Linked DNA regions of Homo sapiens: region 1 is linked to region 2. Evidence: chromatin contacts called from ENCODE Hi-C or POLR2A ChIA-PET data. All regions are on one chromosome and are shown on one strand. The core of a region is the stretch at or near the end of the contact, and the rest is flanking DNA. Distances in the headings are between cores, read along the strand shown. Region 1 has its middle 17 kb from the start of IL6ST-DT. Region 2 overlaps LOC105378977 (a long non-coding RNA gene).

Region 1 (5,379 bases), core at 1,636-4,135, 320 kb after region 2:
CGACCCCGTCTGGGAGGTGAGGAGCGTCTCTGCCCAGCCGCCCTGTCTGAGAAGTGAGGAGACCCTCCGCCCAGCATCCGCCCCATCTGAGAAGTGAGGAGCCCCTCCGCCCGGCAGCCGCCCCGTCTGAGAAGTGAGGAGTCCCTCTGCCCGGCAGCCGCCCCGTCCGGGAGGGAGGTGGGGGGGTCAGCCCCCCACCCGGCCAGCCGCCCTGTCCGGGAGGTGAGGGGCGCCTCTGCCCAGCCGCCCCTACTGGGAAGTGAGGAGCCCCTCTGCCTGGCCAGCCACCCCGTCCAGGAGGGAGGTGGGGGAGTCAGCCCCCCACCCGGCCAGCCGCCCCATCCGGGAGGGAGGTGGGGGGGTCAGCCCCCAACCCGGCCAGCCGCCCCGTCCAGGAGGGAGGTGGGGGTGTCAGCCCCATGTCCGGGAGGGAGGTGGGGGGGTCAGCCCCCCGCCCGGCCAGCCGCCCCATCCGGGAGGTGAGGGGCGCCTCTGCCCAGCCGCCCCTACTGGGGAGTGAGGAGCCCCTCTGCCGGGCCAGCCACGCCGTCCGGGAGGGAGGTGGGGGGCTCAGCCCCCCGCCCGGCCAGCCGACCCGTCCGGGAGGTGAGGGGCGCCTCTGCCCGGCCGCCCCTACTGGGAAGTGAGGAGCGCCTCTGCCCAGCCAGCCGCCCCGTCCGGGAGGGAGGTGGGGGGGGTCAGCCCCCCGCCCGGCCAGCCGCCCCGTCCGGGAGGGAGGTGGGGGGGTCAGCCCCCCGCCCGGCCAGCCGCCCCGTCCGGGAGGTGAGGGGCGCCTCTGCCCGGCCACCCCTACTAGGAAGTGAGGAGCCCCTCTGCCCAGCCACCACCTCGTCTGGGAGGTGTACCCAACAGCTCATTGAGAACGGGCCGGGATGACAATGGCGGTTTTGTGGAATAGAAAGGGGGGAAAGGTGGGGAAAAGATTGAGAAATCGGATGGTTGCCATGTCTGTGTAGAAAGAAGTAGATGTGGGAGACTTTTCATTTTGTTCTGTACTAAGATAAATTCTTCTGCCTTGGGATCCTGTTGATCGGTGACCTTACCCCCAACCCTGTGCTCTCTGAAACATGTGCTGTGTCCACTCAGGGTTAAATGGATTAAGGGCGGTGCAAGATGTGCTTTGTTAAACAGATGCTTGAAGGCAGCATGCTTGTTAAGAGTCATCACCACTCCCTAATCTCAAGTACCCAGGGACACAAACACTGCGGAAGGCCGCAGGGTCCTCTGCCTAGGAAAACCAGAGACCTTTGTTCACTTGTTTATCTGCCAACCTTCCCTCCACTATTGTCCTATGACCCTGCCAAATCCCCCTCTGCGAGAAACACCCAAGAATGATCAATAAAAAAAATAAAAATTAAAAAAAAAAAAAAAACCATTAGATGGTGTGAGACTTATTCACTATAATGAGAACAGCATGGGAAAGACCTGCCCCCATGATTCAATTACCTCCCACCAGATCCTTCCCACAGCACATGGGAATTATGGGAGCTACAAATCAAGATAAGGTTTGGGTGGAGACACAGCCAAACCATATCACCTCCTCTTCAGAATTCAATTTCATGTACTTTCTGAAGCACCAATCTGTTATTATTATATACTTCCTTCTACTGCTTTTTCTCATGTCAAAGTGCCTTATCATGTGTATGTTCCTGGCACCTGACGTTGAGCATGGCACTCCACAGATGCTAAGTAAATGTTTGCTATAGATGGAGATTGTGTTGATCTATGGAAATGAGGGATTGGGTGAAGTACCAGTTGTTGCCGCTGCTAACAACAACCGCATTCCCAGGTCACAGTGGGACCTTTGGCTGTGATCACCTTGGCACGTCCTGCCTTAATTATAACTCTAATTCTGGCCAGGTGCAGTGGCTCACTCCTGTAATCCCAGCACTTTGGGAGGCCAAGGCGGGCGGATCACGAGGTCAGGAGATCAAGACCATCCTGGCTAACGTGGTGAAACCCCGTCTCTACTAAAAATACAAAAAATTAGCTGGGCGTGGCGGTGGGCGCCTGTAGTCCCAGCTACTCGGGAGGCTGAGGCAGGAGAATGGTGTGAACCCGGGCGGCAGAGCTTGCAGTGAGCCGAGACTGAGCCACTGTACTCCAGCCTGGGAGACAGAGCAAGACTCTGTCTCAAAAAAAAAAATAAATTATAACTCTAATTCTGCTGTGGCCTAACTAGAGTTAAACAACTTTATGACAACTATTAGCCAGACACTCGAGGCACAAACATATTTTGCTCTCCTTTTCTTTCCCCATTGAGAAGATACAGGTTACCAGGTAAATGCCTGGTCACTCCTCAAGTTAGGACATTATTGTACTAAGGGAGGTCTGCGTGGTGAGTAGGAAATGGAGTTGCCCGGCCAGCATCAGCGCCCAAAGTCCTTTTCTGTATTTGCTCTCTTTGGAACTGGATACCACCAATGGAGTTGTGTTTGGTGGCAGGAAGCTGAGCATGTGAGGTTGCAACCAGAAGTTGCAGTATAGCTTAGTGTTTGAGGATGTGGGTTTTACAATCAGATCTCCTGGATTTGACTCTTGGTAGAGACTCCTGTCTAATTACAATCGTAGGCAAGTCATTTGACTTCTCTGACTCTCACTTTCCTCATCTGTAAAATGGGGATAATAATCAGACCAGCTTTATTTGCTGATATGAGAAATAGATAAGATCATATATGTAAAATGCTTAGCATCTTGCCTGACACATAGTAAGCATTTGATAAATGGTAGTTTTTATTAGTGACTCAGCCTTTCTGTGGCTCAGTGCTGGCTTCTTCCCTCCTGCTTGTGATTGTGGGAGGTGAAGGGCCTTACACTTCCCTGCTCATAGGCAGGGCAGTTAGTGAATAGTGTAGAGGAAACTGGGGTTTCAGGTGCAGCTAGAGAGAGCAGGCTTTGCCCTGGCTTTCTGCCTGCCCAACAGCTGTGATTTAGCATCTGAATATAAAAACTGCCAGTATCCTCCTTAGCACACCACCACCACCTCCGCAGCCTGCCACCTTCTCACTCATAGTAATACACAAAGCTAGGATGTTCTCCAAGAGTTGACATTAACTCTTAACATCTGCCCAGCACTTTACAGTTTAGAAAGCCCTTTCCCATCTCTTCTCCCATTTGGCCCTCATACTATCCTTCTGCAGTAGTCAGGGACAGCTGTTGTTAGTCACATTTTACTGATTAGGAAAGTGAAATTCAGAATGATTATGTGATTTGCCAAAGGCTGCATAGTCAGGAAGTTACAGAGCTCAAATAGAGATGTTCTGACTCCGACTTAGTCATCTGCCCACCCCGTCACAGCCCAAATGCCCTCCATGTGGAATGAGGTTTTCCAAATAAAAGCATGATGTGTATGTTCTACATGTAAGATTATTTCAGCAAAATTGTAGAAATGTGAAATACTTCTTACCTCCCTCTCCAGGACCCGTTGCTTAATGTTCAAGTATGTATATGGGTCTCAGGAAAATGAGAGGACAGACCTGTCTTTCAGTTAGTTGTCTAAAAATATTTATTGTCATGCTTTAACCCTAAGCAGTAGTCATATCCTATTTAACCTGAGTGTTTGCCCTAATCTCTCATGTTTATTCAAACAAAAGGTATCCATATTTGACTTTATATAATGATTTTTTTTTTGAGATGGAGTTTCGCTCTTGTTGCTCAGGCTGGAGTGCAACAGTGTGATCATGGCTCACTGCAACCTATGCCTCTCTGGCTCAAGTGATTCTCCTGCCTCAGCCTCCCAAGTAGCTGAGACTACAGGTGCCCGCCACCACGCCCAGCTAATTTTTTTGTATTTTTAGTAGAGACTGGGTTTCACCATGTTGGCTAGGCCAGTCTCGAACTCCTGACCTCAGGTGATCCGACCGCCTCGGCCTCCCAAAGTGCTGGTATTACAGGCGTGAGCCACCGCGCCCGGCCTATATAATGATTCTTTTCCTCCCCTTCACATTCAAGAAAGGAATCTGACATGCTTATGAAAATTGAAAACAGAAAACAAGATCAGATAGAAAGCTTTGGAGAGCTGGGGTCAAACTGAGTGTGAATTCACTGTAAAAGGGAAGGATCGAAAGCCCTGTTTGCAGTAGAGAATCTTAATGGTGTGGACTGTGTTGGGCAAGCAGCTCTGGTTAAGGACACTAACGCTTGTGCAGAAGTTTTGTTTTCAGATTGGCAGAAATTAAAGATGTGGCCATGAAGGAAACAATCTTAGTCTCTGGGTCATCCACACTCATTAACTGTAAGTGATAGAAAGGGCCTGAGCTTCAGTGTCATACAAATGTGAATTAGAATCCTGGCTCTGACATTTACCCACTGTGTGACCTTGAGCAAGTTCCCTAGTGTCTCTGAGCTTTGATTTCATCTGTAAAATGGGACAGTAGTGCCACTTTCCAGATGGTCGAAGGGATTAAGTGACATGATTTAAGTAGAATGCCTGGCATGTAATGGGTGATTAATAATAAATGGCAGATATTATTTATTATCCTAAGCAATTAACAAGAATTATATGATGGCAATGTTTTCTAAACAATACCTTTACAGATTAATAATATCATTAAAATGACAAAAATCCATTGGTGATTCTTAGCCTGAACAATCTCTCTGTGTCCTCCATCAAGCTTAGTTATCAAGAACTTCAGTTATTTGCCCGCAAGCCTCTGTGTCTCCATGTGATAGGTCACCATAGGATTTAATGTCAGATTCAGGCTGCTTCAACGCTCAGTCCTATTTCACATTTACTTGAAATAGTGGTTTATCATTTTTTTGCTGTTTTTTTCTTTTTGAGACAGAGTCTCGCTCTGTCTCCCAGGCTGGAGTACAGTGGTGTGATCTTGGCTCACTGCAACCTCCACCTTCTGGGTGCAAGTGATTCTCCTGCCTCAGCCTCCCAAGTAGCTGGGATTATAGGCACCAGCTATCATGTCCAGCTAATTTTTGTATTTTTAGTAAAGATAGGGTTTCACCATGCTGGCCAGGCTGACCTCAAGTAATCCACCCGCTTCGGCCTCCCAAAGTGCTGGGATTACAGGCATGAGCCACCGTGCCTGGCCAAAACAGTGGTTTATCATCTTGATCCTGCCATTAACTAATTGTTTGAACCAGAAACTAATTGAAACCAAGTCCCAATGTCTTCAGTGAAACAAACTGCAGTGTGTGTGTGTGTGTGTGTGTGTGTGTGTGTGTGTGTGTGTGTGTAAAATAAAGGTCTGGGCCAGGCGCAGTGGCTCACGCCTGTAATCCCAGCACTTTGGGAGGCCAAGGCAGGCGGATTACCTGAGGTTGGGAGTTCAAGACCAGCCTGACCAACATGGAGAAACCCTGTCCCGACTAAAAATACAAAATTAGCCAGTCGTGGTGGCAGGC
Region 2 (5,524 bases), core at 1,105-3,604:
AATTTACAAGGTAGACTCTTTAGGGCCTGTCTACTGAGTCAATGGGCACCAGGAGCGAGAGCGAGAAGGAAGATTCAAGGTGATGCCAAATTACTGACCTAAGAAACAGGTTGAATGGTGGCAGTGCAGTCACAGACAACTACTAATCTGCTTTCTGTCACAGTGAAATAGTTTCCATTTTCTAGCATTGTATATAAATGAAAGGCAGTAGGCACTATTTTTTTTTTTTGGTCTGGCTTCTTTCTCTCAGCACATTTATTTTAATATCCATCCCTGTTGTGTGTATAGCAACAGCTCATTCCTTTTTATTGCTGATTAGAATGGCAAGTTTCATTGACTGTCAGTCACCCTGGAGTGTCATTCCTGGCTGAGCCTCTCCCTGGCATGTGGACACTCAAGATTCATTCCCCCATCATCTGCCCACCTCCCTCCCACATCTGAATCTGCAGCTGTTTGCCTTCCCCAAATCCTCTTGTCACTGTTTGACGAGCAGTTACTGTTAGAGTGATTTCCTGGTGGGTTGCAAAATGTTACAATGTAACCAAGTATTAAATGAGCAAAATACTCTCCAAGGAATTGGAGGAGGTTGTCTTCAAAGTTGAATCTCAAAAATTCTGATTTTTCTACATTTCTGCTTAGTTCATCCTTCTAAAAAGACACCGTCATTTCTAATATGGACTCACTAAAGACATAAAGATGGCCAGTACAAGTAAGCTAAGACTACTGAATGAACACTCCAATTACCTTGTTTGAGGTTGGTCCCAAATTTATCTTTTGGTTGGCCTGCACGGATAATAAATAAATAAGCAAACAACAATAGAATAAATACCAGTGGCCTAAGTTCCACATCATTAGCATTTTGTGTTCCCAGAGCTACCATGTGGATCAGATTCAACTGGTATCCTGAGGGCTCCAGTGCTGCCTTAGAAAAATGATTAGTCTGGTGTACCAACCTCTGGGAAGTCTGCTATAGCCAGATTCCAGGAAATAGGCACTTTGACAGAGTCTTCAGCATGAATGCCCAAGGGAAGGAGAAGCTCTGAAAGAAAATTGTTTTAAATAGCTGCCTAATGATTGAGCGTCATGAAATGCTTTCACTTGGCAGGGCAAAATTGCACTACCTAGAAATGTCTGGGTGGCATTTAGAGTTGACAGACAGTAATGAGCGCTGGTTAAAAAAAAAAAAAAAGAGGTATTTTAGTGCTCTAGCAATTGCTAGACCTTCAGAAACACATCTCCCTTCTATATTTACACCTGCATTTTAAAAAGAAAAAAGAACAAAGAGAAGGAAAGAGAAAAAGGAAGGAAAGAAAAAAGGGAGAAAAGTATATCTATCATTTTATCCATTTCTAAAGACTCTTACATCAATTTAAAAGCTAACCATAATTGATCTTTTACTATGAACAATGTTTTGTGCTAAGTGCTTTACAAATATTAGCTAATTTCATCTTCACAACAACTGTTTAAGGCATACAACATTATTTCTCCCTTCTTACACATAAAGAAACTGAAGCTTGCCTGAGGTCATCATCTAATTGACAAGTCACGGTTCAAACCTAGGTGAGTCTAGCTTTAGAATTTGGGTTTCAATCACCGTATGGCATTGCTTCTCTTTCCTAACCTGGACTTAGTGATTGTGCAAACAGTGATGTCAACCATCTCAGCTTGCCTGGGTAGGGATGAAGAGAATTTCCTTCGCTCTTGCTTCTGAAGTTTAAATAATTTGAGTCTATAAAACAAACTAACAATAGGCAGATTCACAGGGAAAAAAAAGTGTACAAATTTTATTAATGTGCATATGGACACAGAAGCCACACACAAAGTATGAGACTCAATGGAAAGCCAGATGGCTGAAGGTTATATACCATACAGCAAGGAATAGAGGCTTGGGGCATGGCAAGACAAGTTATTGGAGGAAGAGGGGAGAAAAGGCATGGTGAGCAAAGGCTATCTTGTTATGCAGATAGAGCCCCATGGATAGCAGCCCTCGGAAAGAACAGACAGTATCCTGCTCTTATGTGGTAAAACTTTATCTGTCAGACCTTTTGAAGTGTCAGAACTTTAGTCCCTCTTTCCTGTGATTTAATCTTTCCTAGGTCTGGATAAGGGAGGCCTTATAAAACCCTGTTTGTGTCTGCTGTTAACTTCATTTCACTAATGTAGATTTCCTCTACAGATGCAAATCTCCCCGCCTCCCCAAAAGACAGCTTTTCAAAGCTTTTCCTGTGGTTTGCAGTTCCTGTGAATAGTCATATCAAAATATACCAAAGAAGTATATTTTGGAGTGGCATATTTTTGTTTCCTTTACCTGAGACCCACAGGACCTAAAGCGCTAAAACCTGGAAAGTCCCAGGCTAACAAGCATGAGTTAGTCATCCTCCAAGAATGCAAAAATATGAAAGAAACCTCTCTCTACTCAGTGATAAAGCTTCTCCAACTTAAGTGAAGGGACATTATAGTGTGCAAAGAGACCAGGCCCTAAAAGAACTGAGTCCTTGTCTCAATCTGCTTATAGCCAGCTCCAAGAGACCTTGACCAAGTCAGGTGACCTCTCTGGGCCTCAGCTCCTTCCTTCTTAAAATGATGAAGGTGGGTTAGATAAACAGGTCTCCACTTGGCTGTACATGAGAACCATGTGAGGAACTTTCAGTAAAGGCCGGTGCTCAGACCCCACCCCACCCCTGACCAATCAAATCCCAGAATATCTGGGGTTGGGGAACTGAATTTACTGCAGAGAACAAAGCATACATGTCCCACTTCTTAGAGCTAACAATTTAGTGGAGGAGCAAAAAGGCAAACTATGATTCATATACATATATATATATATATACACACACACACACACACACACACACACACACACATATATATGATCCTCCCTTCTATATTTATGCCTGTATTTAAAAAAAAAAAGAGAAAAGAACAAAGCAAAGAGAAGGAAAAAAGAAAAGGAAGGAAGTAAAAAAGGAAGAAAAGTGTTTCTAATCTGTTTGCCTGTTTCTAAAGACTCTTACATTAGTTTAAAAGCTAACACTAATTGATCTTTTAATATGAATATATATATATACACATGAATCATACACACACATATAATTTGTAGTAAGAGCTATTAAGGTGAAAATAATGTTATGAGAATTATGAAAAATTAATAAGGGGAACATAATTAAAGGGAGAGAGTCTGAGAAGGCTTCTGTGTGTGTCAGAAGAACAAAAAATTGCAGTTAGGCATACACATTACAGGGGAAAGAGCTTTCTAGTCAAACGGATATCTAACTTGGTTATCTGCTTCCGTATATGTCTACATACATACATACTTATACTATATGTACATGAATGAATGACTTACTTGAAGACTCATAGCCAGAACAGAGGGTGGAAAGGAGGGCGGAGAGTGGTGGGGAGAGCGGCACGCAGAGTGCCTGGGGAGGTCGGCAACAGCCAGACCATGTGGCAGACTTGAGGTTTTATCTTAAGTACAACAGCAATAGCAAGCCAGTGGAAGGTTTAGGCAGGGGAGTTACACTTTCAGATTTGTGTTTTTAAAAATTCACTTGTGCTTAAGTGTAGAGGATGGTTTGGATGGGGCATAAGGAAAAGAGAAGTTATAAAGTTATCGCAATAACATGAGTGAAGGTTTTGTTCCTTGATGATGCCAAATTTTAGCAGAATTCTGGGTACCTGCAGAGACTCACTGGAGTAAAGGAACAGGAAACAAATTTGATAGAATGCAAGCGGCATAACTCATGAAAAATCAGGAAATCGCTTTATACTGAATGTAGATGAGTGAGTGCCCTTGGCTTACTGCGTGCTATTCTCAGCTGCCCGAGTGTATTCTGTCCCTCATAAAAGCACACCGAGTTGCCCTCCCGCCATTCCTCTTCTCTCTCCCACTGTGTCTCTTCTTCCTTGTCATTGTTTATGTCTCTATTCCTAGGCTTAGGGTGGCATTCAACCTTGGAGCTCCCATTTTCTATCCTTGCAAGGGTTCCCTTTGTGCACTAAAGCATGGTTGGAGGAGCACACTAATTGTGCAGAGTTTGGCCACGCATTGATTTTTTAGCTTTTTGTCCCCTGGTGGGGTGGCTGGTCCCTTGGCCTCAGTCCATTTCCTAATGGATAGGTGTCAGCTTCACAAAACCATCACCTCGATTAGCACTAATTACCACCTTTCAGAGCCATCATCACCCAAAGGCTCTGGATTGAAAGGTCAGCAGGAAAATGAACTTCTACTCACACCTTCACGGGTGGTCCCTGGCTTCTGATCATGCAGAGGACAAGGGCTAATAGGGACAGACCTTTCCGCCTTTCTGCTCTTAGACCAAATGTTTCTTGAGAAGTCAGCCTTGGGACCCCAAGCCTCAGCTCATGAGATGACTGAACCCATGGCAAAGCACAGTCTTGTTAAACTTCCCTCCCTGTCCTGTCTCCCAGTGGCCTTGGGCTCTCCACACCCAGCCCTCACCCTCAGCCTCACACCATGCTGGTGAAGGAGGTGGCAGAAGCATGCCCACACTCCCTCTAGGTGTGTTTATGGTGCCCATATCCTCTTCCAGGCAGTGAGGGAGCTGTCACCCAAGGATAGGTAAAGAGAGCTCAGCATCAAATACAACTTGTCAGTATAGCAAGTCCATGAGCGTGTCTTTCCATTTAATCTTCACAGTACTTTGGTGGGGGACACAGTGCGAGCATCATTATCTGCCTCATTTTACAGATGAAAAGATAGAGGCCAGAGAGGTTGACAACTTGCACAAAATCCCACAGCCATTTCATGGTGGATTTGGGTCCCCAAACTAAACCATTAGGGGGTACAAATGAAGCCATGTATGCATGCCAAAGCATTTTAGAAACCAAAAAAATACTATACCAACATATAATATCTGTGTTAGTTTCTTGAGGCTGAAGTAGTAAATTACCACAAACTAGCTGGCTTAAAATAACAAATGTTTTCCCTCACAGTCCTGGAGCCTGGAAATCTGAAACACAGCAGGGCCATTCAGCCTCTGGGAGGTTTTGAGGGGCAATCTGCTCTTTGCCTCCTCCAGCTCCTGGTGGCTGTCACCATTTCTTTACTTGTGGCCTTATCACTTCCATCTCTGCTTCCAGGGCCACATTGCCACTTCCTCTTCTCTGTGTTCTTCTCTTCTTTCTGCCTCAAATATCCCTCTGCCCTTCTCTTAGAAGGATACTTCTCCTTGGATTTCAGGTCTACCTGTATAATCCAGGATGGTCTCCTCATCAAAAGATCCTTAATTTAATTATATCTGTAAAGATTCTTTTTCCAAATAAGGAAGGTCACATCCATAGGTCCCAGAGTTTACAGCATGGACGTATCTTTTGGAGGGCCGTGATTAAACCCACAACAGTATTTAAGGCTGCTGCTGGTGAGGGTGGTGGTGGTGATGCTGCCGTGGGGGTGGCAGGGCCCTGGCTCTATCCGCCAATCCATGCTACCCCCATCCTTCTAGTTCTAGTGATCAATGTGAGGCAAAATAGTGCGGTAGATAAGAACACAGACTGTGGAGCA

What was found. A loop is a pair of places that touch in the nucleus more often than their neighbours do. ChIA-PET counts read pairs that join two places held with the same protein, here RNA polymerase II (POLR2A). Pooled maps may share reads with other maps.
Region 1: a loop to region 2 is called in a map of naive thymus-derived CD4-positive, alpha-beta T cell, with 4 times the contacts of the local background. The contact joins two enhancer-like sites. A Hi-C loop is called at or near these places in 1 of 168 maps with a recorded cell type or tissue (naive thymus-derived CD4-positive, alpha-beta T cell), 1 of 37 single-sample maps with no recorded cell type and 9 of 50 pooled maps. POLR2A ChIA-PET finds 5 or more read pairs at or near these places in 1 of 52 experiments (activated CD4-positive, alpha-beta T cell).

The regions. Positions count from the first base shown.
Region 1 is chr5:56,009,922-56,015,300 of GRCh38, reverse strand. No RefSeq gene overlaps it. Among named protein-coding and RNA genes, the nearest start is that of IL6ST-DT, 17 kb to the right of the region's middle. RefSeq lists a silencer at 2,787-2,836 and enhancers at 2,967-3,096, 3,247-3,316. Within about 2 kb of position 2,885, at least 13 of the 41 ENCODE cell types and tissues checked have a DNase peak (open chromatin) inside an H3K27ac peak, as active enhancers do.
Region 2 is chr5:56,325,886-56,331,409 of GRCh38, reverse strand. The region is part of intron 2 of LOC105378977 (a long non-coding RNA gene); the gene reads right to left. Among named protein-coding and RNA genes, the nearest start is that of ANKRD55, 95 kb to the right of the region's middle. Within about 2 kb of position 2,354, at least 8 of the 41 ENCODE cell types and tissues checked have a DNase peak (open chromatin) inside an H3K27ac peak, as active enhancers do.